Linked DNA regions of Mus musculus: region 2 is linked to region 1. A link is a loop called in an ENCODE intact Hi-C map of the cell type or tissue named here. Cell type or tissue: gastrocnemius. All regions are shown on one strand. Each heading gives the region's core, and the rest is flanking DNA. Links, peaks and the distances in the headings are about the cores only. Region 1 holds the start of Arpin (actin-related protein 2/3 complex inhibitor). Region 2 holds the start of Gm21057 (predicted gene, 21057).

Region 1 (15,986 bases), core at 3,661-11,660:
TTAATCCCAGATCTTGGGAGGCAGAAGCTGGTGGATCTCTGTGAGTTCAAGGCCATCCTGGACTACAGAGTGAGTTCCAGGCTAGCCAGAGCTACACAGTGAGATCCTGTTTCAAAAAGAAAAAGAAGTGATGACTGAGAAAGTATCTTAGTTGACAGAGTGCTTGCTTAGCATACGTGAAGTGCTGGGCTCCATCTTCAAGGCCTCATTAATTAGGCTTTGTGGTGTAGGACTGCATCCCTAACACAGGAGAAGAGAGAATTATCAATGAAGTGCTTTGAAAGGTGTGGCTTGCATAGACTCCTGTGTTTGATGCTTGGGAGGGGCACTATTAGGAGGTGTGGCCTTTTTGAAAAAAGTGTGTCACTGTGGGGCTGGATTTGAAGTTTCCTATACTCAAGCTGTGCCTAGTGTGGATTTTAGCCTCCTCTGGCTGCCTTAGATAAAGATATAGAACTTTCCCCTCCTCTAGAACCATGTCTGCCTGAATATTGCTATGTTCCCTCCTACCCCCTTCCCCCATGCCCCATTAGGACTAAACCTCTGAAACTGTAAGGCAGCCCCAATTAAATGCTTGCCTTTATAAGAGTTGCCTTGGCCATGGTGTCTCTTCACAGCAGTAAAATCCTAACTAAGACAATCAGAAATTAAAGTCATCTTCAGCTACATAATGAGTTTGAAGCTAATATCTGGGACCTGCTCTTATGAAAGAAAGAGTTTCAACTTCATTCATAGTTAAAGATGCACAGACTAGGGGTTGGAGAGATACCTCAGCAGATAACAGCACTTATTGTATAAGCAAGAGGACTTGAGTTCAAATCCCAAGCACCCATGTAAAAAGTTGGGTGTGGCAGTATGTAACTCTCTCTCTCTCCCCTCTCTTTTTCTCTCTCTCTCTCTCTCTGTGTATGTGTGTGTATGTGTACTTGTGTGTACATGTGTGTGAATGTGATCATTGGGGCTCACTTGCTGGGTACTAGCTTGGCCCCAGGCTTAGCAAGAGACTGTCTCAAGGCTCAAGGGAATAAAGCAGAGAGAACGACACAGCAGAACACTTGATGTTGTTATTTGGCCTCCTACAGAGGGATATTCATAAGAGCATACAATGGTGTACACACACACACACACACACACACACACACACACACAGAGCACAAATTGAGGGGACATGTATAATCACTGTATATGGGAAGTTGAGACAGGGGATTTCTACAAATTCAAGGCTAGCCTCTGCTATGTAGTTAAGTATAAAAACAACCAAGAAAGCTAGATCCCATCTAAACACAACACAACATAACACAACAACAAATCAAAAAGCAGAAGACAAAACAATACAAACAAACATAAAATAAGGGCTAAGAATCTGACTTAGTGGTAGAGCCCCTCCTGGCAGGTCTGAAGGTCTGGGTTTGATCTTCAGTGCTCCATCAAGCAGGAATGCCAACATATTCCTGGACATTAAGTGCTGAGGAGGTAGAGGCAGGAGGATCAGAAGTTCAAGGTCATGCTCAACTCTACAGAGTTTGAGGCCAGAGAGGGCTAGAAGCTTGGTCTTGAAAAGGCCAAACAACTAACAAAGCAAACCTCCTTTGGAGAGATGGTTCAGTGGTTAGTGCACTGCTCTTGCAGAAAACTGAAGTTTGGTTCCCAGCATCCATATCAGGTGGCTCAGAGTGGCCTGAATCTTCAGAGAATCTGATGCTGTCTTCTGGCCTCTGAGAGTGCCTGTACACACACACACACACACACACACACACACACACACACACACACACAGAGTTAAAGTTAAAATCTTTTTTAGCCGGGAGTGGTGGCACATGCCTTTAATCCCAGCACTCGAGAGGCAGAGGCAGGTGGATTTCTGAGTTCGAGGCCAGCCTGGTCTACAAAGTGAATTCCAGGACAGCCAGGGCTATACAGAGAAACCCTGTCTTGAAAAAACAAACAAACAAACCCAAAAAAATCTTTTTGTTGTTGTTTAGAAAAGCTATTCATGTTTAAACTATTAGACTCTTCTCTCAACACATGTGCTTTCTTCTGAATTCTTTTGCATTTATTTTCTTTCTTTAAGGGGGTCCCATTGCTCTGATACTCACTGGACTGACTGATGAAGAATTAAATCCAGCTCCATTTGCTGGTTTGCTTCCATGAGCCCTCTGTGACTGGTGTGTGTGTGTGTGTGTGTGTGTGTGTGTGTGTGTGTGTGAGGGAGAGACAGAGAGAGAGAGAGAGACAGAGAGAGAGAGAGACAGAGAGAGAGACAGAGAGAGAGACAGAGAGAGATGGCTGGCATTGCAGGTCTCCATAACTCCAGCTCCAGGGAATTAGAACCCCCTTTTGGCCTCTGTTGGCACTGTCCACACTCACAGATAAACACATTACACATAACTGAAAATTAGAATATTTTTAGCATATTGATTTTTATCTACATGTATGAGTCTGTGTGAGTAAAAACCACCTGTGTGCAGGTATCAGGGCCAGAAGAGGGAATCAGATTCTGTGGAGCCAGAGTTACAGGTAGTTATGAGCTGCCCTACATGGGTTCTGGGAACTGAACTCTGGTCCTCTGGAATAGTAGCAAGGGCTTAACACTCAACTATTTTGCCAGCCCCATAGCGTCTCCTTTTAGTGGCACATCAGTTTTATCCCCTTAGCTATAAAGATTTTGGTTGTTTTGTTCTCTCCCCTCTCCCCTTCCCCTCTTCCCACTCCCCTCCCCCACCCCCCATCTCTCTCATGCACAGTATCCCATGAATCCCAAGCTGGCTTTTAACTCACTATTGAGTTCAAAGTTCAAAACTAGTTGGGGATGACTTTCAAGTCTTGCTGGGCTCACAAAGTACACCATCTTGCCTGGCTATGTTTTCCAGTGTACCTAGCTGCCTATGACATCCTTACAGCCATAGGTGATTCTGTCTGCCTAGCCCAGCAGGCGTCAAGCTCTGCTAGGGCTTGGCATCCTGGTCCAGATGCCTCATTCCATGACAGCAAATATCCTCATCCGCCACAAAGGCTATCTCAGAGAGATATGACAGACTTTAAGGCTTCTAGATCCTCCTGAATGAGGCCGGTGGGGGAGACCTCTTAGGTCTTACAGAGTAAATCCACTGTAGCACTCATCAGAACCACTTCCCCAAGATGGTGTCAGAGAAACTCTGAAAGTTCACACTGGTCTTCACATTCTAGGATTTGGGCTTGGCCACCCAATGCCTCCAGCCCCCGTGTCAGTGGGAGGTGGAGAGTAGGGGGGTAGAGCTGCCCTTTATCATACTCTCGAGTGTGATAGTTCTAGAAAGGCTGCTCCTTTGGCAGCTTTGTGTCCCTTACCACCAGATGCTGACCTGACTCTCCTCAAGGCTTCCAGACACCAACACTGGCTGTTAGCTACACTGCGAATGTCACTTTCTTCTTCCTTTTCTTCTTCTTTTCTCTCCCCATTCCCAAGGTTCTATATTGATACTAAAAGCTGGTTTATGAGCTAGCAATGTAGCTCAAGTGGTAGATAAAGTGCCTGTAGAGCAGGCACCAAGTGCTGGGGGTTCACCTTCAATCCTAGCATTTGGAAGGCAAATTCAGGTAGATCTCTGTGAGTTCGAGGCCAGCCTAGTCTATATAGAGCAAGTACCAGGACAGCCAGGGCTAGCTACACAGAGAAACTCTGTCCTGGAAAACAAAACAAAACAAAATAAAATAAAAAACCCACAACAACAACAACAACAACAAAGATATATCTCTGGCTGGCATGGTACTCACCATTATGTCAGGCTGATCTTGAGCTCAGGGCAATCCTCCTGCCTCAGGCTTCTAAGTGCTGAGATTATGGGTGTTGGGGAGCACACTTGGCCTTTAGTTATTATTTTAGAGACAGTATTGTAAAACCATTTTCTCTGATTCATATTTTCCCTCTGGAACAAGAAGACAGCTCCTGACAGACAAGAAGCTAATGAAATTTATAAGGCTCAGGAAGCCAGGAAAGTTACAGGTTTCCCAAGGCTCCTTTGCAAGTGTATCTAATCAGTAAGCAATTGCTAAGGGAGAGGAGACTCTCTGGTGGAGCTGACTGCAAACTGGACAGGACACTCCAGGGACACAGTGTCACCCATGCTGGAGTGGGCTTTTCAGAGATGCAGTTATTTTGAGTCATCCACACTCCTATAAGCAATTCCAATACATTCACAGATTCACCAAGTTAGGCTTGGACAGAATCTTTTTTTGGCCTGACATTGGTGTCTCTCTAGGAAAAAGTCACACAGTACAGGGTCTCATCATATTGCTCAGGCTGACCTTAAGCTCCTGGCCTCAACCAATCTTCCTGCCTGGCTCAGTCAATGTTGTATTGCTGTGAAGAGACACCATGACCTCGGCAATTCTTATAAAAGAAAAGGATTTCATTGGGTCTGGCTTAGAGTTCAGAGGTTCAGTCCATTATCATCATGGTGGGGAACTTGGTGGCACACAGGTGTACATGGTGGCTGAGAGTTCCACATCTGGATCTATAGGCAGCAGGAAGAGAGTAGGCCACAGGGGCCTGGCTTGAGCTTCTGAAGCCTCAAAGTCCACCCCCAGTGACACACTTTCCTCTGTAAGGCCACACCTCCTCCATCCTCCAAGGAGGCTACAGTCCTAATCCTTTCAAAAAATGTCACTCCCTATGAGCCTATGGGGGTCATCTTCTTTTTTTTTTTTCTTTTCTTTTCTTTTTGTTTTTGTTTTTTGTTTTTTTATTATTTTTGAGACAGGGTCTCTCTGTGTAGTCCTGACTGTCCTGGAACTCACTTTGTAGACCAGGCTGGCCTCGAACTCAGAAATCTGCCTGCCTCTGCCTCCCGAGTGCTGGGATTAAAGGTGTGTACCACCACTGCCTGGAGGGGGTCATTTTCATTCCAACCATCTCACTGCCTGAGCCTCTTCAGTAGCTGGGTTGTATGCTTAGCTAAAGCCTTAGACATTTTGATGCCATTTCATACCAAGGGCTATTACTCACCACGAGGACTATTGTTCCTGATAGCATCAGAACAGGAAGCAATCCAGTTCTATATCCTCTTCTGAGGGTTTCCTTCCAGGGACCATCTCAAGAGAAAAGTGTGGTGCAACGGCCACAGGTTGAGATGGGCTTCATTGTTTTTTTGTGAAATCAATTTGTCACTGTAGAGAGTGGGACGGGCCTGGAGGAACCTGAGGCTGAGAGACATCGAAGTGACATTAAGCGTTGCCTGATCCAAGGCATATGATAGATTTTCTTTCCAGAGCAGGCTTTCCCATTTGCATTTATTGATGGCCCGTTGATGGATGGGTCTGGCCCTCCTTCTGGCATCTTATTTCATGTTAGGTTCGCTCTCCCTCTCCAGTGCGTCCTTTGTTTTCTCTCCGATGCTCCGGGGTGTGCATGTGTGTTTTCTTCAGTCTATTTCACTGCACTGGTGGCAATTTAGCACGCTACTTCTTCTGGAACCACCAGACACACCGTCAGTATGAGACCTGTCAGATATGCTAAGCTGTGACCCGACGCATGAATGTGCTCCTGTATGTTCGTCTCCAAATAGACCTTGACAAAGTCTATTTTCTTCAGGGAAGGCATGGGGGGTGGGGGGGGGGAGGAGTCCATATTGGTGTGTTGTAATTACATGCATTGCTTTAGAAAAAAAAAAACACTCCTGAGAGAATTTCAATTTTTGACGAGGGTTAATGCAAAACAAATCTTTCATTCATGATTTTACCTGCCTGCTGACTAGAAGAAATTTCTACACATGAGCTACCTTTTTATTTTTGTAAGTTAAAAAAAAAGATTTGTTCGTTTTTACATGTATGTCTGTGCACCATATACATGCCTTGTACCCATAGAGGTCAGAAAAGAGAGTCAGGTCCCTGGAATTGAAATTAGAGATGGCTGTGAGCTTCAGTGTGAGTTCTGGGGATCAAACCTGGGCCGTCTGGATGAACAGCCAGTGCTTGGAGTCACTGAGCCATCTCTTCAGTTCCTGTTGTCCTTTCTTAAAATATGACCTCACTCTGTAGCCCAGGCTATCCAGAGGCTCGCTAGGTACCCCAGGCTGGCTTTGAAACTGTAGTAATGCCCTGGCCTCAGCCTTCTAAGTCTGGAATCACAGGCATGTGCCACCACACCCTGCTCACCTTTCACCTTTCTCCTTTCTTACACTGTTCTTTGTCAGTTCCTCACAGAGGCTCAGTACCAGAATTGGAGGACATTTCTCTGCTATGATCTTTTTCTTTTTCCTTGTGATCTCTGCTTTGCTCCTTGGTGTCATTTGCTTTGTGTCCTGCAGCAGATAAATGGGCACAAGTACAGGAGGTGACTGATGACAGCTTTGGTAGACAAGAATAGAGAGAGCCCATGCTGTCAGCTCCATCGACCCTCGTCAGACTCACCTGGTCTCACTCTCTCATCACCTGGAAAGGTGATGGGCAGAAGAAGAATCCTGGCTGAAAAAGAAATAATGGTCTTTATTTTAAAATGTGACAAACTGCCCGGCCTGGTGGCACACACTTTTAATCCCAACACTCGAGGGGCAGAGGAAGGTGAATCTCTATGAGTTCCAGGCCAGCCTGGTCTACATAGTAAGTTCCAGGCTGGCCAAGGCTATTTAGTGAGACCTTGTCTCCAAACAAAAGACAACAACAAGAACAGCAAAACCAACCAACCAACCAATCAAAAAACAAAACAAACAAACAAACAAACAAAACCTAGAAACCACCATCAACACAAACAAATAACTCCCCCACCCCCACCCCATACATGACTAGTGGCTGAGGAAGTGAATTTTAATGTGCAAATTTACTTTTATTATTGTTTGGGAATTTTGAGGCAGACTCTCACAATGTAGCCCTGCTAGCCTGGTACCCACTATATAGTTCAAGCTTGTAAGCACTGGGATTACAGGCGTGGAGCCCTGTGACCAGCAAAGGAGAAGCCCTTTTTCTATATTATTTAGATTCTATCATCTATGGTTTAGACTGGGTATGCAGCTCCCTGGTTGAACACTTGTCTGGTGTTCACAAACACCCTGGGTTCTATTTTCGGCACTGTTAAAATACAATTTAAGTAGCTACGTATAGCGTCCACAGAGGGCATTGCACATTTAGAGCCTGTGCGAAGGGGCAGTGACCCAGGAAAGGGACAGAAGAGGAAGGAGGCAGAGGAGTCAGGTGCCTATGAGCCTAGGACTTGCCAGAGGACACAGAGGACAGTCCTCCCCAGAGGATTGTTGTCCTTCTTTCTGGGAATTACAGAGCTGCCTGACAGGTCCAACATAGGCTGGGGTTGACTAGTCACAGACATCCTGTCTAGGGTCTGTTACATTTTTAGGGATCCACAAAACTATATTTTTGGAGCTGAGGATGTGGCTTGAGAAGACTGTTTGCCTAACGTTCATAAAGTCCTGGATTGAACCCCCAGTACCAAATAATCCAGGTGCAGTGGGTGGCCCACACCTGTAATCCTGGTTCTTGGGGAAGTATTGTAAGGAGAAAGGGGTTTGAAGTTATCCTTGGCTACATAGCGAGTTCAAAGCCAGCCTGAGATACATAAAATAATGTCTTAAAAATATTTATATTTTGTTAAAAGAGGAAGGACCCTTAAAAATAAAGTGTCTGAGACCATTCTGTGGTGATACTATGTGGGAGAGAGAGCTCCTTCCAAAGCTAACAACTCACCCTGGACTCTCGGGTATCTTCATTGTGGCTGAGGCAGGGGCACACCTGGCACAACAGAATGTGGCCACCTGCGCCAGAATTTGGCACAAAGGAGCCAATAAAACAAGACGATTTCCCAATGATTTCCGGGTCGGAGGAGATTCCCGGGTGCAGGCTGAGAATAAAAGGCTTGCAGACACTCTGGAGCAAAGGGCACTGTGGGGCTAGAGAAGCGATCGATCCATCCGAATCCTTGAGAAGTGTGAGACAAAGTAATGAATGCTATGTCCACGAGACTAGGAGAGGGAGAGTTCTATCTTTACAAACCATTAGACACGTTTCTTTCTATTTTTGCTGAGCAAGAAGCGTAGGCTCATTAAAGGTTGAGGAACTTGCTGGGATTGCAGAGATTGAGGTTTCCCTTGCTGCAGATCTGACCTATCCCTACTCCGTCACACATTCTGGGAACTCCCCTAAGCCATTGCGGAACCACGGGGAGGTCCAAAAGGGCAGAGTCCATGGAGACCGCTCTGTGGTTCCTCGTTGCTGTCCCGTCTTCTCCCTTCCTGCTCCCTGAGAAAATGTCCTACCAGAACAGATCCCAAGAAAGATCTACTTTCCTAAGCTTCAAGGCCGCTTTTTTGTATATTGATGTGTTTTGAGACAGAATCTCTGTATAGTACAGATGGGGACCGAACTCTCGATCTTTCTGTCTTAGTCTATAAGGACATGAAGGACAGTGGTCATTCCAAAAGCCCCCTGTTACTGCACGAGGTCTGGCTGTCAGGAATGAGGCTCGGCCCCTTTAAGTCCCAACTGGGAACGCCTCGGACTAGCTTCCCGGATCTGTTAACCCGGGAAGCTGGTGCTGCAGCGACCTCCAAGCTCCTGTCCCCGAGGTGCCCCGCCCTACGCGCCGGTTGCTTCCTGGAGCCACAGGGCCTCGGCGTGGGGAAAATGAGCCGCATCTACCAGGATAGCGCCCTCCGCAACAAGGCCGTGCAGAGCGCGCGCCTGCCGGGAACCTGGGACCCTGCCACCCACCAAGGGTAGGATGTGCTCTGTCCATCCGGTTGCTGGCCAGAGATGGGTTGCACTTTCTTCCGCGGCTGACCAGGGGTGGGTTGTACTCTGTCCACCGGGCCAGGGACTCCGCTACTGGCCAGAGGTGGGCTGTGCTTCCCTCCCCTTCCCACATTGTTAGCCAGATGTGGACTGGGCAAGGGAACTGCCAGGATTGGCTGAGTCGGGGCCCTGGCCCCTACTATGGCCAGCCGTAGTGGCCTGGGAGCATCCCTGGGGCCTGGGCTCCCTGGAGCATCCCTGAGGCCTCTGTCGAACTCAAGATCTGAGTCCTGCTCAAAGATTGATGGGGGTTGGGGGTGTAGGGGACACTGGGGAGAGAAACTGGGGTTGCCAAAACCACCCCAGGCATCCAGCTGGCTCTTCCCAAGGTCCCTGGCCAACACACGCTGGGAAGACAGATAAACTTGAAATTCCCGCCTGCAAGAATATCCACTGGAGGGATGCCCAGACTCCCAAATGGAACTACAGAGGCGGTGCTGGGGTTCCCACTGACCTCCGTCTTTTCCCCACACCAGGGCTCTAAACTCTAGCCATCTGTCACACTGCATCACTGGTGACCAGTTTGTGGTGTGGCAGGAACAATAGAGGGAGGGTGGGAATATCCGGAGGGTAATAAGCAGGATGGACAATTTCATTTACAGTCAGAAACAACAAGAATTATTCTACATGAAAGAAGCCAGGCCCAGAAAACCAAAATATCGCGTCATCTAGGAAGTGGAATCTAAAGTCCAACTCATAAGGTCTCCAGTGGAGCAGGTTCAGTCAAAGGGGGAATAAGTTCTGAGGATATAATGTATACATAAATTTGGTGGTGTGAGTCATTATGCAATGTGTACATATCAAGTTTTCTTGATAAATGCCTTCGATATAACCTGTCTTTGTCAGTTAAATATTTTTGGAAATAATTTAAGAGTAATTAGAGGCAAGGAATCCTGACCCAGCCCTCTTCCACAGTCTGTCTTCTTAGACCCACCCTTTTCCCCAGGTTAATGGTTTCAAAGTGGAAAGTCCCCAGGTCCCCAGGTCCCAGGTTCCCCTTTTATAGAATGATAAGGAGCCAGTTCTGGTTCTGGTTCCACTCTGTGTGGGATGCCGTGATTTTGGGCTAATTCCCACATCTCAGAGTCTCTAATTTCCAGCTGTCTGGTGACAATAGCCATCTCCTTGATGACCATGTAGGTATGAATGGGAACAGGAGCATGGAGGTTCTTTAAAGTGGGCAAAGCCACGTCTCACCAGAGGACCTGGGTTCCATTCTTGGCACCCGCAGCAGGGGACTCAAAACTGCTTGTAAGTCCAGCTGTTGGGGATTTGGTTCCTTCTCTGGACTCCACAGGCACCAGTACACACCAGTATACATGCTTATACTCACACAGTCACACATACTTCCACATAAATAAAAAATAATAAAAGCACCCAGGTGTGGTGGCTCACAACCTTAATCCCAGTACTTGGAAGGCAGAGGCAGGTTGGTCTCTGAGTTCAAAGCAGTTTGGTTTACTTAGTGAGTTCCAGGACAGCTAGAGATACATAGGGAAATCTTGTCTTTAAAAAAAGGGGGAGAGGGGCGCTGGAGAGATGGCTCAGCAGTTAAGAGCACTGACTGCTCTTCTGAAGGTCCTGAGTTCAAATCCCAGCAACCATATGGTGGCTCACAACCACCTGTGATGAGATCTGATGCCCTCTTCTGGAATGTCTGAAGACAGCAACAGTGTACTTATATATAATAAATAAATAAATCTTAAAAAAAGGGGGGGGGGAATGAAAAAGGAAACCTGATTTATTGTACCAAAGACACTTGCTCAGGTTGGGGTCTGGGAATTACCACTCAAACCATACATACACCAACCTTAGTTAAGCAAGAACAGTTTATTGAACACCCATCATAATACTGGACGTCCAGGTCCACAGGAAGGAAAAACCTACCAGTCTGTCCTCAGGGCAGGCTTTTTATAGGAAAAAACAGGTTCAAAAGTTTTAAGGCAAGCCGGGCAGTGGTGGCGCATGCCTTTAATCCCAGCACTCAGGAGGCAGAGGCAGGAGGATTTTTGAGTTTGAGGTCATCCTGGTCTACAGAGTGAGTTCCAGGACAGCCAGGACTACACAGTCTAGAAACCCTGTCTCGAAAAACAAACAAACAAACAAACAAACAAACAAACAAAAGTTTGAAGGCAAGCAGTGAAGTGGTACAACATTTTTTTTTTTTTTTTTTTAGACAGGGTTTCTCTGTGTAGCCCTGGCTGTCCTGGAACTCACTTTGTAGACCAGGCTGGTCTCGAACTCAGAAATTCGCCTGCCTCTGTCTCCCGAGTGCTGGGATTAAAGGTGTGCGCCACCACTGCCCGGCATGGTACAACATTTTTGGCTAACATGACAAACTATTATCAGTCAGCCTTTAAGCTGATTGGTCCTGAGTGAGGTGAGAGGGTGGTGGACAGGTGGTGAACAGGGGAATTTCAGAACATTGAGATAACAGAGGACAAATGATTCAGCCTGAACTTTTTGGCTTATTAGTAACATTCTTTAGTGTCAGCTATGGATAATTACTTCTGAGAAATAAGAGTCTAGGAATCTGAACTTAATTTCACCTTAAGAGCAAAACGGAGACTGAATACAAAATGGTTATAGTTATGTTAAAAGGAACAGGCCTCAACACTCCCAAATTTGCTTAACTAAAAGTGTAGGACCATTTATTTATTTACAGCATTTTTGCTATGTATTAAAGGCTTGGCTTGAACTCACAGTGTCACCCAGGCTAGGCTTGAGCTCAGAGCAATCCTCCTTTCCTAGTGCAGGGGTTACAGATGTGCGTTGTCAAACCCAGCTGTAAAAAAATGCTTTACGTTTAGTCAGTGCTTCATAGTTTACACTTACCTTTGCGTTCATGACCTCAGGCTAGCCCAGCACCAGAGGAACACAGCGAGGCAGCTGTTTGCTCCTCCTTTGTGGGTGAGAATCCTGAGGGGTTGGTCATAATGATTTCTGAGGTATCTGTGGTGGTAGGGAGGCATCTCTTGGCCTTGGCATAGAACCTTCTCTTGGGAAGGTTCTTTGAAGCAATAGAGGAATGATGGTGGAAGCAGAGTGTGGTTCCTTTTTCCAGGCCTTCTCAGAGACAGGTGACAAGGAGACAGGGGTAAGACTTGTTTCTGTCTCAGCGCAGATTCTCACCCAGGCCGTTGAATCCGAGGGTGGCTTTCTTGAGGACTCACAATGAGCATCCTTTCTCATCCCCAGGGGAAATGGCATCTTGCTGGAGGGGGAGCTCGTGGATGTATCTCGGCACAGCATCTTGGATGCCCATGGCAGGAAGGTGAGGCCGTATCCTGGTTGGCCCTCCCAGGGTCTCCTCCCTCACCCACATGATATCTCCTTGTGCTGGGTTAAGATCCGTTACTGAGGTCACAGAACAGATTGCTACAGCCAAGCAGGACTGGTAAAAGGGGGACTTACAGAGCCTTGCAGTGGGTAGCAGACAGATGAGAGGGACTACATGGTTCTTGCAAGAAGAACCTCTGCTACGACTGAAAAGACAGACAGGCCCCCAAACCCAGTCTAGCCTGAATATACAGAGCTCATGTTGACATCCGGGGTAGCCGCTCCTGTACAACCTTCTGTCTGTGCTTCACAGCCTCTTCAGGATGTGTTCCTAGCCCACACAGTCCAGGTGTCCATGGGCACTCACAGCGGTCAACCTGTACCAGCCCACATCCCTTCTGGGTCCTTTCAGACAGCCTCTTCTAGCGCTGACCACACTGTCTCCTGGGTCCTTGGTCTCTAAATCTCAGCTTAGCATCAGGCCCTCCCAAGGTGGGCTGAGGCCGGATTCTTCATTCAGCCTTGTCCGTCTGTCTGTCTATGTATCTATGTATCTATGTATCTATGTATCTATCTATGTATCTATCTATGTATCTATCTATGTATCTATCTATGTATCTATCTATCTATCTATCTATCTATCTATCTATCTATCTATCTATGTATCTATCTATCTATCTATCTATCTATCTATCTATCTATCTATCTATCTATCTATCTATGTATGTATCTATCTATCTATGTATCTATGTATCTATGTATCTATCTATCTATGTATCTATCTATCTATCTATCTATCTATCTATCTATCTATCTATCTATCTATCTATCTATCTATGTATGTATCTATCTATCTATCTATCTATCTATCTATCTATCTATCTATCTATGTATCTATCTATCTATGTATCTATGTATCTATCTATGTATCTATCTATCTATGTATCTATCTATCTATCTATCTATCTATCTATCTATCTATGTATCTATCTATCTATGTATCTATGTATCTATGTATCTATGTATCTATGTATCTATGTATCTATCTATCTATGTATCTATCTATCTATCTATCTATCTATCTATCTATCTATCTATCCATCCATCTATCTGTCTGTCTATCTATCTATGTATCTATATATGTATCTATCTATGTATCTATCTATCTGAGATCTGAGACAGGGGTTTCTCTATGTAGCCCTGGCTGTCCTGGAACACCACTTCTAGAGCAGGCTGGCCTTGACCTTAAGAGCTCCTCCTCCCTCTGCTGGGATTATAGGTGTGCACCATCATGCTTCAGTATATGCATTTGTGTTATACTCCATGAGAGTAGTCATGCTACTGGCTGGTCGTTTTCATGCCCAGAGATCTTGCCACAACTCTCTGCTCTTTAGATTGCAAGTTGTAGGGGGACACAGCGATCTGGAGTCTCCACCCAGCCTGCCCAGGAGAGCTGTACCAAGCTGGTCTGCCTCAGCTGGCCTGGTGCAGGCAGGTGTTCACCTAGACCCTTTCCAAATGTGTCTCTTGTGCCCTTAACTCTCAACGATACATACGGCAGAAGCCATGTCCTCTTCCATTTTGTCACTGGTTCCTTGTAATGTCCCTGAAAGGACATGTCATGCTATTCCAAGAAAGGTGAAACTGAGGCATACAGAGCTTGGAGTGATTTGCCCACTGCTGTGTCTGTGGGAGTAGCAAGGTGACTGCCCTCCTTGAGGTCATGGCCTTTCTGAGGCTTGCTGGCAACTTCAATCCTGCCTTGTGGCCTGTAGGGACCTTGGTACTTGGATTAAAGTCACAGGCCATTGGCTGTGTGGAAGCCTTGGAGTCGGGCCTTTTGTTGTCCTGCTATGGCTTTTGTAGCATGCTCTATGTGACTCTAGTAAGTATAAAGATGGGTAAAATGAACAAGTATTTAAACGAGGCATCTGTCCAGCCTATGCAGCAGGGTAGCGCCAGGGATGGGATTCTGGAGCCGAGGGTGAGATGGGCAGAGGCTGCAGGGAGAGCCTGGGCTATGTGTTTTGGGTATGCTGGGATTTGGGTAGGGAGTGAAGGAGTCCCCTCACCCTTTCTTTGCCTCATCCAGGAGCGCTACTATGTGCTGTATATCCAGCCCAGCTGTATCCACAGGCGTAAGTTTGACCCCAAGGGAAATGAAATTGAGCCCAACTTCAGTGCCACCAGGAAGGTGAACACAGGCTTCCTCATGTCATCTTACAGTAGGTATCCTGGGCTCTTCCTTTTCTAACAGCCTTCCAAGAGGCTGTTAGACTGACTTGTTTGTCTCCTGAGGTCCTTGACAGTGGATTCTTAGCATAACTTGGCTTTGACGATGTTTCTGGCTTGAGCATCCCTTGTTGGATTTCTTCCCTCGAGGCCCTCAGAATTCCCCAGTGTCCCATCTTAGCCCTGGGAGCCAGGCTGGCATTCCTCCTTTTTTTTTTTTTTTTTTTTTTTTGGTTTTTCGAGACAGGGTTTCTCTGTATAGCCCTGGCTGTCCTGGAACTCACTCTGTAGACCAGGCTGCAGGCTGGCATTCCTAATGGCTTCCATCTCCTGAAGTCTGGCAGAATCATTCCCAGGCTTGGCTTCCGGCTCCGACTATCACTGTGCGGGGAGCAGGCCAGGTCCCAGCAGTCTCTCTCGGTTCTCCTACTGGATGTTTGCTTTTTGGCTCTCAGTCTATCTGTGAAGCATATTAGTTACTTTTCTTGTTGCTACGACAAAATGCCTGACAAACCAACTTTAAAGAAGAAAGGGTTTATGTGACTTCCACAGCAGGAAGTCAGACAAGCCCTGGGAACACTGTGCTGGGCGCAGTGGTATTCATGTAAGCTTTCAGCAACCTTATGGATGGCTATGTCTTGGTAAGCCCCACCACCTGCAGGCTTACCACTTGACTTCCTCCCTGAGCTCCTGGGAGTTGCCAGGGCTAGCCTGGAGTAGGCCAGTAGAGGGTGCTGACCACAGGCTGGCTGCTGGATCTAGAACAGAGTCTCAGTGGGAAGGCAGTGGGTGTTTGAATGCTGCCCCAGCTAAGTCTTGGTTTCTCTCACCACTGAAATGGGAATAACGAAAGCAGAGACCCCTGCTGAGAGTGGCTGGAAGCCAGACACTGTGCTAAATGCTCAGCTTGCTTTTTCTCTTCTTTTCTTTTTCTTTTTTTCATCTGTATTGCACACCATTTTTATCCTCATTCTCCAAGGACAAAGAGAAAGATCTCTTGTCCTAGATTGTGCCAGAATCTAGATTTACTCCAGGTAGCCTGGTTCCAGAGTCCAGGCAATGACGCCTCTGCTGTGGGATTCTCTGATGAGCCCTAGCAAGACAGATGTCCTCACCAGCTCCTGAAGATCCTCAGAGAATGTTTCTCCTCCGGGAACACTAACCCTCCTGCACCATATGCTCTACAGAGGTGGAGGCCAAGGGCGACACAGACCGGCTCACCCTGGAGGCGCTGAAGAGCCTGGTAAACAAGCCCCAGCTGCTGGAATTGACAGAGAGCCTCACCCCAGACCAGGCGGTGGCATTCTGGATGCCTGAGTCAGAGATGGAGGTCATGGAACTCGAACTGGGGACTGGAGTGCGATTAAAAACTCGGGGTGATGGTCCCTTCATAGGTGAGCAGTATGACTCGCTTTGCCTGTTCCAATAGCCTCTGGGGCCCCTGGCCACCTTTCAGAGGCTCCCCTTCTTTTGCTTAGAGTAATGGGAGAAGGCCAGGTGGGGTCTCCCATGGGACATGACCTGTGATTTTGAGATTTACTCCCAAATCTGTGGCCAACTGCTCTGGGGCAGTTGGATATAGATCCACTATATCCCAGGGTATCATCTAACTCCTTACTTCCTGTGGCTGACCCTTACTCTCTAATGGTGTGGGAGTCCCACCAAGAACCTTAGTGGTCACACCAGAGAACAACCCAGAC
Region 2 (15,986 bases), core at 2,873-10,872, 140 kb before region 1:
GAATAAAAACCTTTGTGCACCCGAGGAAAAATAACTAACACTCAAGTATGCATAAAGTTCTGAGTTGCAGTTTGGGCGGTGGTGGCACACACCTTTAATCCTGCACTCAGGAGATGGAGGCAGAATAGATCTCCCAGCTGATTCTTATCACAGTAAACTGTCTGGTCGGGACTGCTGCCTGACTGTTTATGGCTCGGCACTCACTCAGCACAGGAATAGGGTTGCTGTGGGCACAGGTGATGCTGGGAGGGAAGGCGGGGTCACAGCTGGTCGCTCACTGTTCTGCTGAAGAGCACCTCACTGGGACAGATGCACATCTGTGGTCACAGCTGCTGTCTCAACTACTTAATATATAACATGCCTGCATTATGTGTTTTTGTGCGTGTGTACTGGTGACTGAACCCAGGGTATTTATGATACTTTAACAGGCCCCGTATCTTCTCTTAGCAGCCAGGCGCTCTTTCTTGTTATACATCCTCTTTATCCTTGTGACAGAGTGGGCCACATAACCACCAGGGGGCGCCATTCAAGAGCTGTAAGCACAGATGTGCACGGGGTACACAGGTACCTTTAGGGTCTCTTGGCACTTTAGTATGGTAGAGATCTTGAACACACAGCTACTGATCATCCCTCACTCCTAGCTTTGCAGACACTAATAATCAATTACACAGTTTTACTGATGAGCCCAGGTACAGCATCTTTTTTTTTTGGTTTTTCGAGACAGGGTTTCTCTATATAGCCCTGGCTGTCCTGGAACTCACTCTGTAGACCAGGTTGGCCTCAAACTCAGAAATCCGCCTGCCTCTGCCTCTCAAGTGCTGGGATCAAAGGCGTGCGCCACCACGCCTGGCTCATCTTAATCTTTCTTAACATTATACATTTAGCAGCCAAGACAACTGACAGGTCAGCCTTGCCAATGGTCCCTGCGCTAGCAGAAAAGTTCTGGAGAAGTCTAGGCTGGAGAAGTTTGGGATCCTGGCCTGGTAGGCTCACTGTAGTGTCTACTGTGACACTATAGGTGTCTCATAGGTCACCACTCACAGCCTTGAAAGGTTAAATTTGAAGGAATCTGTGGGTCAGCCAACTGCTAGGATGGATGGTTAGGTCTAAGAGGCTCCATTCCACCTTCCTGGGTAGAAGGGCCTCTTCGGGGAGGGAGGTGGTGATGGCTGAAAGGTGAGGGGAAGAGAACTCGTGACCTGGCACCAGGAGGAAGAGGAAGTTGGATGAAGGTTGGGTCTAGCTACCTGGTGTATGAGAACGCGGCTGCCCAAGTGTCTTCACAAAGTACTTTTGTCAGGTAAACGTTTTTCATCCGGTATACTTTTAAGATATACATATTCATTTTATGTGCATGTGTTAGCTGTGAGGATGTCTGTACATCATGTGTGTGCTGGTGCAAGCAGAGATCGTGAGAGGGTATTGGATCCCCCTGGAACTGGAGTTCTCGGAAGCTGTGAGGTGCTGTATGTGGAAGCAGAGAACCAGACCTGGGGCCACTACAAGAACAGCAAAGTGCTCTCAACCGCTGAGCCATCTCTCCAGCCCGCTTTCCTCTTTGTGTGCATGTGTGACCATGTGTGTGCAAGTGCACATATGTGCACATGTATGTGTGGAGGCCAGGTCAGCCTCAGGTGTTGTTCCTCATGGGCTGTTCCATGGGAGCCTGTGGCTCACTGATGAGGCTGGAACCCTCCCAGGACCTGCCTCCTTCCCCTGCAGTGGGATTATAAATGCATGCCAGCATGCCTAGCTGCTTACACAGGTATGGGTGACTGACCTCAGGCCCTCATGCATACATGGCCCCGTCTTTTATGGTTGTATATTGTGTGTGTGTTTTCTGTGTGTGTGTCTGTCTGTCTATCTGTCTCAAGTGGCAACTAATGGGAGTTGGCTCTCCCTCACCACATGGGTCCCAAAGAACACACTCAAGTTTCTCAGGCCTGGCAGCAAGTGCCTTTACCTGCGAAATCATCTTGCCAGCTTTCCCCAGCCCCATCTATCCCTCTCATAATCATATATGATACACCTCTCTCTGGTGTATGCTTGTGTACATGTGTGTGAGGGTGCAATTGTCCGGAGACCAGGGGCTGTCTTTCTCAATTGTTTCTCCTCCTTATTCTCCAAACCTTCCTGAACTTTGTCTTTGTCATCTGGCTAGTGAACCAACAGGAGCCACCTGTGTCCTCTCCCCATGGGGGTGGGGGTCTGCTCGCCCACACACCCATCTTTTACAGGTGAGGTGTGCTGGGAACCTGAACGCAGGTCCTCATGTTTACACAAGCACTTTACACTGGAAACCATCTCTCCCCAGGCCTCAAAAACACTCTAAAGAACATAAGCACTCACGTGGCAGGCTATAACCATCTGTGACTCCATTTCCAGGGGATCTGGGGCCCTCTTCTGGCCTCCAAGGGGACCAGGCACACACTGCAGTGCATACTCACACACATAAAATAAAAATAAATCTTAAAACAAACAAACAAACAAACAAACAAAAACTACCTGTGTACCACACCTAAAGGATCCCATCAGGGCTTTGGAGGGCATTGGAAAGAAAGTGCCATGGCGGAGGCTGGCAGCCTTACCTTGTGGGTGAGAGAGTGCTGCTTGAGGTGATGGATCTGGCTGAACTCCATGCCACACTCAGTGCACACGAAGGGCCGCACATTCTGATGCTTGAGCATGTGGTTTTGTAGCTGGCTGCGGTAGTGGAAGGACTTGTCACACTCAAGGCACTGGTAGAGGGTGGGGCCCTGGTGGGAGGCCAGGTGGCGCTTGAGCTGGGTCAGGGTGGAGAAGTCTAGGCCGCATTCGACACAGACATGGCAGCGGCCACTCTCGTGCTTCACCTCATGGGCCTTGAGCTCGCTAGGGTAGGCGAAGCCGCGGCCACAGAAGTGACAGCTGTAGGGCTTCACCTCCGAGTGCAGCAGCATGTGGCGTTTGAGGTGGCTGGTCTGAGTGAAGGCCTTGTGGCACACCTGGCACTTGTGGGGCCTCGTGCCCTGGTGTGTCAGCAGGTGCGTCTGCAGGTGGCTAGGCTGCTTGAAGAGCTTGCTGCAGTGGGGACACGAGTGTGGCTTGATGCCGTTGTGGCCCAGGATGTGCGTCACGAGGTTATACTTAGATGTGTAGGACTTCTCGCACATGCGACACTGCCAGCGTTTCTGGCGGTCACCCGCCTCCACTAGGTAGGAGTCATCGATCTGCACATTGATGTCCAGCCGGTCCAGCTGTGCCTTCTTGTGGCGCTCCACTGTGGAACCCGCCGTGTCAGCCTCGAACTCGCTGGACTCCTGCCACACGAAGCCCTGCTCTGGTTTGACGAGTTCTGTCGTCGATGTCATGTTGGGAGGCTCAGGATTGCTCAATGGGGCCAGGTGGGGCGGCTCAAAACTACATTCAGTGGGCAAAGTCTCTGGTCCAGGTAGTGCCATGCTGGGCTCGGGGAAGCCATCCCGGGCTGGATCTGGGAAAGGAGGATCGAATGGGGCCATGTCCAGCTCTGGCCTTGGAGTTCTCGGCAAGTGCCGGAGTGTCCGGGGCTTGCGGCTGAAGGCGCTGAGGTCGATCATCTTGACGGCACTGCTCTGCACCAGGGCCTCGCAGCCGCTGCTGGCCACCTCGGCTGGGGCCTCTGCAGGGCCCGGGTCTTTGTCATCACCAGGCACAGACACCTCATACACCTCCTGTTCCTCTTCCTCTTCTGCCTTCTCAAACTTGACCTTGGGTACCAGCCTCACAGGGGGCCGTGTCTTCCTCCGCGTGTGCTTCTCAAAGGCCGCCTCTACCTCCAGCACCTCCTCTTCCGGGGGCTCTTCCAGGGCTCGTCCATTACAGGCCAGCTGATAGATGTCCGGCCCTGGCGGTCCTGGCTCCCCCATGGCTGTCCCAGTCAATTCTGGCCCTAGGTCTGGATAGAAGGCCTCAGCACTTATGGTGGCTCCGAAGAGCTCATTTTCTGAGACCAGGCCCAGCACAGCCGCCTGAGCCAAGGACAGCACCACCACAGCGTCGGTCTGTGTCCCTGAGTCCATGAAGCCCTCCATCCCGTGGCGTCTGGCTACGAGGGCATTTCTGTAAGAGAAAAGGGACCGTTAATACTGCTAATCCCATGCCTAGGGGGCACCAGACTCATCAGACAAGGGTCTAGATAATTTGGGGTGTGTATGGCCTTGGCCTTGAGAACAGGATATGCTTGTAATATGAGGAGCAATGACCACCTCTATGTATCTAGCCATCTTCTCCATCTCTCTGAGAGGCTCTGGGTGAGACCCACCTCCTGCTTGCCTAAGTCTTTCTATCTGTAAAACAGGAAGGAGGGTGGATTTCATCTGTGAGTCTTTTTCTTTGAGACAGGGTCTCACTACGTAGTTGTAGGCGGTCTAGAACTCATTATCCTCTTGCCTAAGCCCCCATGCTAGAATTACAAACATGGGCCACCACATCCATCTGCCCAGGGGTTCGGTAAGTGCACAAATGCCCATGTGCAGGCCTGCGTGAAGGTCAATGTCGGGCTTTTTTAAAGATAGGGTCTCTAATTGTACCTGGATCCTCCTGACTGACTCTGCCTTCCAGCTCTGGGGTTGAGGTTTATCTGCCCGTCCCGTCCTCAGGTCTGTACAGCAAGCACTGTCCGACAGAGCTATCTCCCTAATCTACGCCCAGTGGTTCTTAAACTGGGTCTTACAGGGTCTTCACTGTGCCCTCAGAAATCTGTTTCAAAATGCGCAAATATGACTCCACTCTTTTTTCAAAAAACAAAACAAAACAGGATCTCAGAATGTAGCTGAGGCTAGCCTGGAATTTGCTATCCTACAGCCTTAGCCTCCTGAACGCTGCATTTACAGTCAGATATGTGCCTCCATGCCGGGTGATTTATGAATGAAGTTGAACAGCCTTTTATTTTTCTCTTTTGCAGAGCTGGGGATTGGACCCAGGGCTTTGAGCTAAGCAAGCACTCTTCCACTGAGCCCCAGCCCTTCTGTTTTCAAAATTAATTACTCCATTATTTTAAGAACTGATTAAAAAAAACCCACCTACTCAAAATATAACGTGCCACATTTCTAACATGCCAAGAGTCCCACTGGCGGTGCTGCCAGAGTAATTAATTTTGCACAGACCCTGGGAATGCACCGTGAGGTGTTAAACAATCATTACCATCAGTGATAGTGTGGCTGCATGAATGGGGATTTAAAAATATATAGAGAGAGTAAAAACAATAGAACATGCAAAAATAAATTAGGCTCTGAGACTGGCTTCAAACATGGGCTGCCACCGGTCAGCCCTGATGCTAAACGGTCTATCATACAAGACACTGTTTTTCCTAATTAACTAAATGCCATATGCATATATATCCAAATATACTGATAAAAAGATAGCTTTGGATGACACTGGAGCTGTGGCTTGTGAGACCACTGTCCGACGTGAGTCTGGATCCCAGGGGCTGGTGAGATGGTTCAGCCAGTAAGAGCGCTGACTGCTCTTCCGAAGGTCCTGAGTTCAAATCCCAGCAACCACATGGTGGCTCACAACCATTTGTAATGAGATCTGATGCCCTCTTCTGAAGACAGCTACAGTACACTTAAGCAGAGGTCCTAAATTCAATTCCCAACAACCACATGAAGGCTCACAACCATCTGTATAGCTACAGTGTACCCATATACATAAAATAAATTTAAAACAAACAAACAAAAAACCTGGATCCCAGGCTCATGGCTGGGTTCTCTTATCTAACAGTTTCAGATAATCAATGGACCCTGACCAGTTGTCAAATCAGCAAAAGTGTCCGCCTTTCCCCTGGCTTCCCAAGCAGTGCAAGCCCCAGCCTTGAACAAGGTGCCCTTCCCCAGCATTGCTTGGGTGCTCTGCCACCAGCTTCCTGGCCTCTGCCCACTCCCGTGCCCGTGCCAGCTTCCCCAGGACTACAGCACACCAACAGCATGCCTGTGCTGTGGGTGCCTCCTCCTGGGCTTCAGATATTCACGTCCCCACGCCCTGCCTTGGCTCAGTTCCTGACACACTCCAGAAAGAGGAAGGACACTCGTGGGGTGGCTCTGGCCTGCCTCACTCCTAGGGCCAGCGTCCGGCACATGGCCAGCGGACAGCCCTTCCTCAGGAAATCAGTCCAGGCCTGACGCTGCCCTCCCCCCAGCACAGGAGCTTCCTCTTCCTGAGGAAGCTAAAAATACCCCAGACAGGAATCCGGCCTCCTTGCAACAGACACGGAAGATTAAACTGTTAAGCTCAGAGCAGGGCTCTGGTGGAAGGGGTCACATGGGAGTCCTGCCGGGAGCGTCCGGATCCATCTGGAACTGTGCAGGTGGCTAAACTCACTTCTGCTCACCCTCGCCTCGGCCAGCTTCACTTGACTAGGGCTGCCCACTTCAGTCACTTGTAATTGGTTACTAAAAGGTCACTCCTATGCCTTAGTTTCTCCATCTGAACAAGGATGAAAGCTCACAAGGAAGGGCATGGGACCCCCAAGAACGTGCTGCAGGCAGGACAAGGATCTTAGTTAATTACAAAGCCCTGAGTGAGAGCAAAGATGGACAGAGCTTTATCATCCTAGATCCCCAGAAAGAAGACAGTCTCAGGGCTGGAAAAACTTTTCATCCTTGGGCCCCAAATTCAGCAAAGCTTTGGTGATTGCAAGGATAGCTGTCAAGAATTAAGAACTCATTAAAAAAAAAAAAATTGCGGGGCTGGTGAGATGGCTCAGTGGGTAAGAGCACCCAACTGCTCTTCCGAAGGTCCGAAGTTCAAATCCCAGCAACCACATGGTGGCTCACAACCATCTGTAACGAAATCTGACTCCGTCTTCTGGAGTGTCTGAAGACAGCGACAATGTACTTACATATAATAAATTTTTTTAAAAAATTGCTAAATCCCAGCTGGGTAGAAGGTCTAGTGCATAGGGAAGGTGAGGGACTCTGTCCCCACGGAACCCACTAGCCAGAGGTGGCTTTCCTAAATACAATGGAGAGAATGCCACGGTCTGCCACACCAGCCCGTCCCAGACACAGCACCAGACAGCAGCCCCGAGTGTATACAGTGGCTTTGAGCAAACAATACACTCAGCAAAATTTTTAGACTTCCCACAAGTCAGGACCCAGGGGGATGGCAGGGCCAGCCAATCACGGGCAGGGCCTGTGCTTGGAACTTGGCACTGGAAGCTGGGTGTGACAGCCCACGCCTGTAGTTCCAGCGCTTGGAAGGTGGACTAAGTTCAGGAGTTCAAAGTCATCCTCAGCTACATACTGAGTTTTGAGCAGATAAAACAAACAAACAAACAAACAAACAACGAGTAACAATAACAAGAATCGGGGTTGAGTGCTAAGGTCAGCGCTAAGTCTGTCCCACTGTGTCTCAGAGTTCAGTTTCTCCATTCCCACTCTTAGGGAGGCTTTCTGACTTGGAACACACAGGACAAGACAGTGTGGCTTTCCTCAGAAGCCCAGTTGCTACACCCCCCACCCTCCCATAACCCCAAGAAAATGATGCACAGGGCCTAATTCACATGCAGACAGAGGGTGACCACTGATCTCTGGCCAACCCTGCTTGAGGGGAGACCATGAGCGGGGTCTGTTTCCTGACTGCAAGAAAAGTCCTGCAATTAACTATACAAACTGGGGTCCCCTCCAGCAAGGAGCCACTCCTTCGTGTCACATACAGGATATAAACCAAGTCTATATATCCCAGGCCACCTGGGCCTAACCATCCGCCAGGAATAGGTGGTTTTGACTGTTGTCTGTTCTGGCTGGCAAAGGGCTCTTACTCAGTCAGTACTCTTTGAGGGCCAAGGGTGGGGGCCTAAGAATTGTCAATCATAGCCACAGACATGGCAGAAGCTTATCATTACTGGGGGCTCCAGGCCTCATTTAACCCTAAAGCAACCTGACTCCACAGCCAAGGAATGGTGACAGGAGTTCTTAATTAGCAGGGCAGAGCTGGGTCGCACCAGGCATCACTAGCACCCAGGGGGACTCCAATTCCAAAGCTGCCAAATCTGGAGGCCACATCATAGCATAGTGCAGGAGCTGCCCAAGGGTACCTGGGGCCAGCAGAAGCCTGCAACCCGGTGGCAGGGGCTGAGCCCTGTGTATTTGTGGTCTGGTCTCTTGGGGTAGCTATGTAGGCTGTGCATGCGTGAGTATGTATTGTGTCTGCCCAAGTGTGTGTTATGTGTGTGCAGAAGGGGCTCTGTTGACAGAGAGAAGGACAGATTCTAAGTGACTTGCCACTCTGCCTCTCTGTCTGATGTACAGAGATAAGTATGGGGGAGGTGGCCTCTAGTACAGTGTCCTTTTCATCCTTTTGGACCAGTCTTTTGGCTTACTTGTCCCTGAGTCCCCTGGCTCCTCCTCATGGGCTACAGCCCTTCTGTCTGATGCCCTGGCCCTGACTGCTCAAGGCAGAAGAGTCCACAGGGGACTGCATCACTTGTGGCACAGGGGTGCTGCAGGGCCCCAGGGGCCCCCTATGGCACCTGCCTTCTCAAGGCAAGGCCTTTCTTTATCACTTGTGCTGTGGACCCAACCAAAACCTGAAGGTGTCCAAGAGAAAGAAAGGAGCTTGAAGGGCCCCGTGCTCTTCCAAACTGTGTGGCTAATGATGGGGCATCCATTAGTGTGGTACCTCTGCAAAGCTCCTCCCACTTCTCATCCTGCCTCTCCTCTCCCCAGGGTGTGGAGAAAGTAAATGTTAAAGGCAAGGATAAAGAGTAGCTGCCAGAGTGCTGTAATGCAGGGAGTGGGCTAAGGGAAAGAAGAAAGGGAGAGGGAAGAGGGAGGGAGGAGGGGGAGGGGAGGGGAGGGAGGGGGTAGAAGAGGAGTGAGAGCGAGGGGGAGGGAGAGAAAGAGAAAGAAGCTGTGGAGGACAAGAAACAAAGGCCCAGAGGGGGAGGGGACCCAGGGAGACACAGAAGCCCAGGGCTGCCCTATTTCCCAGGGCTCAGCATCACCTCTGGGCCAGAGGGTCAGGCCTGATCCTGGGGAGGGAGCAAAGTCTCCCCTTTGAGACCCAGCAGTAGGCTTCTCCATCCCAAAAAGGGCCCCAGGCTTTTCACTGTTACTCCAAAAATGCTTTGTCTCCGTCCTACAGCTCCAGAGGGCTGACACAAGCTCAGGGACCATGGGCAAGTCACCTGATACCCGATACTTTGGGGTCTCACTGACCCCACTATAAAACAGACAAGAAGGCCTGCTTGGAATCTCAGGGTTATTATGAAAACCTACAGCCCATATCCTATGTGCCTGCCACATCTTATCTGCCTGCCACACAGGGTCCCCTCATTACAGAGCCTTCCCTTATTACAGTTCCTGTCTTCAACGGAGACCCCCCCCCCCCCTTACCCCTGCTTAAGGATAAGAAGGCTTGGCCAGGAGGTAGTTTCCCAAGCCTTTAATCCCAGCACTCTGAGTTCAAGACCAGCCTAGTCACACAGTGATTACCAAACAAACAAACAAACAAACAAAAAAACCAACCAAAGTCAGGGGTGCTCTGCAGGCCTCTTGTGCCCACTAACTACAAGCGACTTAACCTGGTGACTATTTTCCTGAGGGCTCAAGAGGACTCAGTCCCCGGTGCTACCTGAGCAGTAACCAGGGCTGATACCAGGAGGCCCAGTTTGCACTTGGGCTCCTTCTTCTTGGCCGTGAGTCAAGAGGCTACTCAGGCTTGGGCTCCACTTCTCCAGTGGAACCAACTGAACTGACACACATGTACCAAGCACCTCCCGACTGCTGCCAGTGTAGACAGCAGGTGGGGCCTGAGATCTGTGAGGGCAGGAGGGGCAGCCTCTTGTGGGAGGGACAGGCTCTCAGGGAACAAGAGGGAGGAGTCAGGGTTTGGCAGTTCAGACCTCCAAAATATGGCTCTGGCGTCAGCTGTGATACTGGGAGGAGAGGCAGGCCCCAGGGTGGGGCAGTCCAGGTAGCCTGAAAGAGAAGCAAGTTCCTGGCACACAGCTGAAGAAACACTCCTGGGGATTCACCTGGTAGCAAAACCTCCCCCTTGGCTTCCTCCTGTTGTTCACACAGCAGACCCAAAGGTAAGGTGATCCTATCTATCCTCCTCAGAGAAGAGGAAGTGAAAGCCCAAAGCTTGTGCAAACCCTCGGTTCCTTGCCACAGTCTCGCTTCTGTCAGCCATGGGCCACCCACAGCATGGAGGCCCAGCGGAAACTTAGCTACTGTAGTCTCTCCTCCCCAGCTTCCCCTTTCCAGAGGTTCAGCTCCACAAGTTAGACGGGAGCTGGGCCAGAGTACATAAAGGTCTGATATATATTAGCCCCTGCTCTGTCTGGACAATGTCTTACCAAGACTGGTCTCGAACTTGTGGACTCAAGGGATCATCCCACCTTATCCTCCTGAGCACAAACCTCTCATGAGGAGCTCCTATCTCCCTCGACAACCACCATATCCCTACTCACTCAGCCCTACTGAGTGCTAGGATTACAGGTTTGTACCACACACAACACCCGGCCCTGTGCACCACCACCACCACCACCACCACCTCCTCCTCTTCCTCCTCCTCTTAAATAAGGCCATTGGGACCATAAAAGGAGGAGCCATGGGTAGCAGGTCTCCAGCCTGGATGCCCACTATGGCCTGGGTATGGCCTAGATGCCTCAGCCTGCTGCCCAAGGCTGGCCTTAGTTCTCCTGCCGGCCCTCAGCCCCTCTCCCGCTTGATGGTTCCTGACAGGGGCCTCTGCCCATACTAACTTCTCTGTCAGGATGGAGCGTTACCCAGACGTCAAGAAAGAATGAATGGGGGCTGGCGATGGCTCAGCGGGTAACAGTAGCAGCTGCTCTTCCAAGGACCCTTCATTCCCAACACCTCAAGATGGCTCGCAACTGTCTGTAACTTCAGTTCCAGGGGATCCAAGGCATTGAGAGAGAGAGAGAGAGAGAGAGAGAGAGAAGCTAAGGACCCCTTGATGCTCAGCAATACATGGCTCTGCTCTCAAGTCACTAGAACCCTGGAAACTACAGGCTGTCTTCCACCAGACAGCACACAGCCCCAGTGAACAGAGGACCTTTTTCTTTACCGCAAATGCTGGACATGCACCTCACCATAGCCTTTGGTAGAGATCCTTTCTTTGAACCATTTTGCCTGGTTTTAGGGTCTTCACTGCAGGGTGGAATTTTGGGGTCCCTAAGGCCCCTGCGCCACACTACAAGAACTGATCTGGGGTTTAAGTCCTAGTACACTTTTCTCCCACATACTAAACATAACTCTCCTGCCCCAGGATTGTGGGCAGGGCATTGCTGTCCACCCTGGAGGGTTGTAAGGGCAGTAGACAGAGCAAGGGTCTCACCAGTCAACCGTCTTGTGGAGTGTTTGGAACCTAAGAAGTCTGCCAAGACAGCTGTTCCTTGCCCTCAAATGCTAAACTAGAGGGGTTGGGGGTAGGGCAGGGTTGGCCCTGATCTGGAGCCCAGTCACTTTCCATTGCGTCTGCAATCAATGGGCCCGTGAGCCCGTCTGGACTGCTGTGCCTGTGAGGCCCTTCACCGTGCACGGCTCCCCTTCTCTGTCTCAGATCCTTGCCTGCAAGTGACTTTTGCACATGCCAAGAACACTCTTTCTCGTTCCTCAACCTTTTGCGTTTAGTTCATGCATCGCATCTGCAGGAAATCTTCCTTGTGCTGCCCCACCTGCCGAGGTCCCACCCTCTAAGTCCTCAGCAAGTCCAAGTTTAATCCTTTTCTGAGACATTTCCCAGCCAGGTGTGGTGCTACAAACATGGCACTGGGAGCTGGAGGGCAGCACTTGGGTTCCACTGCGACTCCAGGTACACATTGAAACTATGTCTCAAACAACAAACAAAACAACCCAAACCCTTCTTCCTTCTTGGACTTTATCATAATTTTTAAGAACTTGTTATTGATCTTTTTATCAGGACAAATACTGGCTTTGTATCTGAGATCTGTTAGATGCCAATTTCCAGGTGTGGATACCTGGCCCGTGTGGCTACCCCAGCAGCACCTTGTGAGAACAGAGGCTCAAGGAAGAAGAGGCGGCTGTGGAGCAGAGCTCAGAAAGTGGCCACATAGACAACCCCAGCCTAGCCGCCCTTTCCCTGAGTGGCAGGACCAGCTCCTCTTCCCTGGGGAAGGGACAGCAGGCGTCCTGTATCTGGAAGGCTTCTTGTCGTTTCTCTAATTCTAGAAGCAAAAGAGCACACCTATGGTCTCCTCAACAAGGATGCTGTCTGTGCTGGCCCCCAAGACTCCCAGCTTAATAATGTAACAGGGAAAAACAAAACTTTGGTTCACAAGTGCAAGGGGCAAAGAAAAGAACCACAGATGACTCTGGCTGGCTTTGAACTTTGTCGGGCCCTTGGATGAGTACATGTGAGCTTCTCTGGGAGTGGGGGAACAGCATTTCCAACCTACAGATTCAGAATCTAAGGCAGTCCCTGTGGGCAGGGTGAAGCAGGCTCCCCAGAGTTTCCCCACTCAAGTCCAGACAGGACAGATTTCAGGGTCACATTTCCCCTCCTTTGCTAGCCTACCGGGACCTCTCATGGCTTCCCTTCCTCTTCATCTAGCCTCCTGTCCTGCCCCTCCTCTGCAGAGTCCCTGCCTTCTCCATCCTGTCTTCTCCTCCCTCCATTCCTCCCCTCTTCTGTTTCCATGGCAACCCCATCCTCCGCTCCGCTCTGCCACTCGGTCTTGCGTTCCCATCTCATCTCTTTCTCCTCTTTCATCTCTCCCACCATCGCAGGGTAGAGTCCAGCTCTCCCCCATGTCCATTGCTTCTGGCCTGCTCCCATTTGCTCTCTTTTATCTCTCCCCATGTTCTCTTGTCATCTCAGAGTGACCTCTATTTATCTCTTGCTTAAAAATAAAAACAAGAAAAGAAAGGGAAAAAGAAACTCTAGTCCATTTGGCTCTCTGGTTCGGTCCCAGCCACCTTTCCCTTGAGCCAAAGGTCAAGGCCCCAGGACTGCAAGGAGGAAAGGAGCCCCCCAAGGGAACTTCTCTGCCTGCCTTGAGAATTCTCCTTTGGTTTCAGCAGTGGAAAGAAGAAAGCACACAGTTGGGGGTGGGGCTTGCTGGAAGAGGCCCCCTAGAGTAGCCTGAAGTACCCTGGAGACAGAGCAAGGCCCAGAATCCCCCATGATGCTGCCCAAGGTAGGAATTCACTGTTCTCAGGGAAGCCCTAGCCCAATCATCCAACAGCCCTGAGGGCCTGTCCCCAGCGCACTCTGACTTAAGAACTGGGTCCTCAATGGTCTCAGCGCTCTTCCCTACAAACAGGTGACAAAGAGGTGGAAATCACCAATTCTTCAAGATCCACTTGTTTTAGGGATGTGGCCTAGTAGTGGAGCGCTGGCCTGGCATGCGAGACGCCTTGGGTTCTTTTCCTGGGAGGAAGGCAGGGTCAAGGGCTTCTTCCCAGGGTCCTTCCAGCTCCCACAGACCGAGCTGGGGTTTTCCTTACAGATAGACAAACTGAGGGCACACAGGCTTGGGCCTATTAACTAGACCCCGTTCCCTGCACTCTAGGACACAGCAGCCCCAGCCTAGCCTCCTCCAGGACACTGCACTGCTGTGTTTAATCTACAGTGATCAGAAGCAAGTCCAGGAACAGATTTACCACAGAAAAGCAAGCAAGCCGATTATGCCGCCGGCCCCAGGGTCTCAGAGCGACACAGCATAGAGAGGTCAGTAGACATGGTATCAAGCCCCCTGGAGCTGGGCGTGGTGGCACAGGCCTTTAATCCCAGCACTCAGAAGGCAGAGGCAGGCGGATTTCTGAGTTCGAGGCCACCCCGGTCTACAGAGTGAGTTCCAGGACAGCCAGGGCTATACAGAGAAACCCTGTCTTGAACACCCCCCCCCCCCAAAAAGTCCCCTGGTGTCGTGGAGTAGAATGAAGGGGCCCAAAGGCTATGAGAGACCTGGCAGTAGCTGAGGAACACTGTGTGGTGGGGAGGTGGCAGGGATTTCAGCCTCTGGTTCCTGGGCTCCCAAGTGTTCTGTCCTGCCAGTGTAGCTGACAAGGTTCTCTCCAGGATGCCACAAGTGACAGGGGCCCAGAGGAAGCCAGGGCCTCCCTCTGCAGGTAAACAGGAGAGCTGAGCTGTGCATCTTCTGGCAAGAGGCTCAAGCTCCTGTGGGTGAGTCCTCGTCTGTAACCAGGATGGTGCCAGGGAAGGAAGCTACCACAGACAGAGGCCAGATGTTTACCTTCTGAGATCATGGATGTAGAGAATGGGACTCTGGTGACAAAACCCCTTCTACAAGCGGGCATTGTGGTGCACACCTGCCATCCCAGCACTCCTGGGAAGTTGGAGCAAGAGGACCACTTGCTGCAAGCTCAAGGCTAGCCTGAGCTACAAGTTCCAGGCAGCCAGGGCTCTGCAACAAGACCTGGTCTCCAAAAAAAACCCAAAAGTCAGGATAGGAAAGGAAAGGAAAAGCAAAAAGAGAAGAAAGAGACCTGGGAAGAGCTGGCCTCCCTGGAGGGAGGGAGGGAGGGAGGGAGGGAGGGAGGGAGGGAGGGAGGGAGGGAGGGAGGGAGGGAAGAGGCAGAGAGGAGTTGAGTGACCTGGCTGAGCCCCCTAGGTTCAGCGGTGGCCAGGTCTAATCTCAGGCCTATGCTTTTAAATGAAAGCAGTGAGAAAGTGCTGAAGCCTGCAGTTGAGGCTTGTGTGCAGGGAAGCCTCAGGGATGGGAACCATTGCTTTCACCCATGCCTATGCTAAGGGCCACATGGGTGCCGGCAGGTCACAAAGATCTTCAATAGCAGGGACCTCACAGCTTCTTAGAGGCAAGATTAAGAGTCACCAAACTGGAACCGCAAAATATCAGACAGGAAATGAGTAAAAGACCAGCAAAGACCACCCAACCTCTAACATGGGACATGATCACTACTTTCTAGGGTAGCCAGGAGGTGGAACTGGAGCCCACTGGATGGAGACTGATGTGGGGTGCACCATGGGAAGGTGGGTGGGAAGGCTTGGTGACAGGTGATTAGGAAGCTGTCACTAAGATAGATGCAGCTGGCACAAGGGCTGTCAGAGGCTGGAGGCACAGGGTGGAGAAAGAAAGAGTTCAGAATAACTGCCGACGGAGAAGCGCTGGGGTTGGAGGGCAGGCAAGGAGCATGGCCGGGCCTGCAGCCCTCCCCTCCCTCTCCTCCAGTAAGCCTTTGTGACTCCTCCCCGGGGCCTCCATCCTTGAACGTCCCCTGACAGCACTGCCTCTCTCCAAGCCAAGGCGGCACTGGAATCAACATTTATTTTGCAGTCACCCACACACCCGAGTCAGGTCTGGATTTATGCCAGGAGAAGAGTAATTTAGGTCTGCAGGGGGAGGGACAGCTGGAGTACACACAGGCAGAAGTCAGGCACACACACACACAGTGGGCCCAGTGCACTTCCATACAGGGAGATGGGGGAAATCCTGAGCATGGAGTGGAAGGTCACAAGATCATGCATTCTGCCCTCAGCCTCACAGCCTGTGGAGAGACCGCACGTGTGGACGAGGCGGCTCAGTGAAGGAGAAGGCTGGGGTCCTGTAATTAGGACAAGTGCACTGCGGGCTGATGGATCTCCAGGTACCAGATGCTAACAGAGGAAGGGGCTGAGGGAGCCTGGCTGCCACAGGCTGCAGAAAGGTAAGCAGGGATGTGTAAAAGACAGAAGTCAGAAGCAGGCAAGGAGCAGGAGATGGCCTTGGAGGAGGTTCCTGGAGGAAGGCAGGCTGATGGATGTATGTGGGATGCCCAGAGAGGAACTGGGCATTTCCTCTTCTATCTGGATCACGAAGGATGGGGCACTTATTTGGGGGAGGGGAGAGTGCAGGTGGTGACTCTTCCTGTGTGTGTCCAGAATCTGATATTGCGAGGTATGGGTGTAGCCTAAATGACAAATAACTTTGCTGTCTACGATCTTATTTATATCAGGGGAATGCCTGGCCTGAGCTCAGCTTCCAGTACACAGAAAGGGGCTGGGTTTACTAAGGA

The links. Peaks named below come from ENCODE experiments on the same cell type or tissue, not always from the same donor. Only the 100,000 strongest peaks of a DNase experiment are listed, where the experiment ranks them.
Region 2: it touches region 1 in a loop (3-fold over the local background); 11 of 42 quality-filtered maps call a loop at or near these places.

The regions. Positions count from the first base shown.
Region 1 is chr7:79,927,866-79,943,851 of GRCm38, reverse strand. It overlaps Arpin (actin-related protein 2/3 complex inhibitor), which reads left to right and starts at 8,588. Exons shown (of 6, transcript NM_027420.4): 1 at 8,588-8,699; 2 at 11,974-12,049; 3 at 14,147-14,279; 4 at 15,474-15,680. The coding sequence starts at 8,608. It overlaps Gm31966 (a long non-coding RNA gene), which reads right to left and starts at 8,413. Exons shown (of 3, transcript XR_391645.4): 1 at 7,672-8,413; 2 at 6,388-6,441; 3 at 4,838-6,278. In gastrocnemius, for the core only: CTCF peaks have their summits at 8,429 and 8,632; DNase peaks (open chromatin) are centred at 7,765, 8,657 and 9,126; H3K4me3 peaks cover 2,157 bases; H3K27ac peaks cover 2,083 bases.
Region 2 is chr7:80,069,143-80,085,128 of GRCm38, reverse strand. It overlaps Zfp710 (zinc finger protein 710), which reads right to left. Exons shown (of 5, transcript NM_175433.5): 2 at 2,589-4,080. The coding sequence starts at 4,052. Gm21057 (predicted gene, 21057) reads left to right here and starts at 9,872. Exons shown (of 3, transcript NR_045695.1): 1 at 9,872-10,054; 2 at 15,471-15,638. In gastrocnemius, for the core only: CTCF peaks have their summits at 5,958 (motif pointing left) and 9,758; DNase peaks (open chromatin) are centred at 3,142, 6,104, 7,140 and 9,739; H3K4me3 peaks cover 1,742 bases; H3K27ac peaks cover 6,259 bases.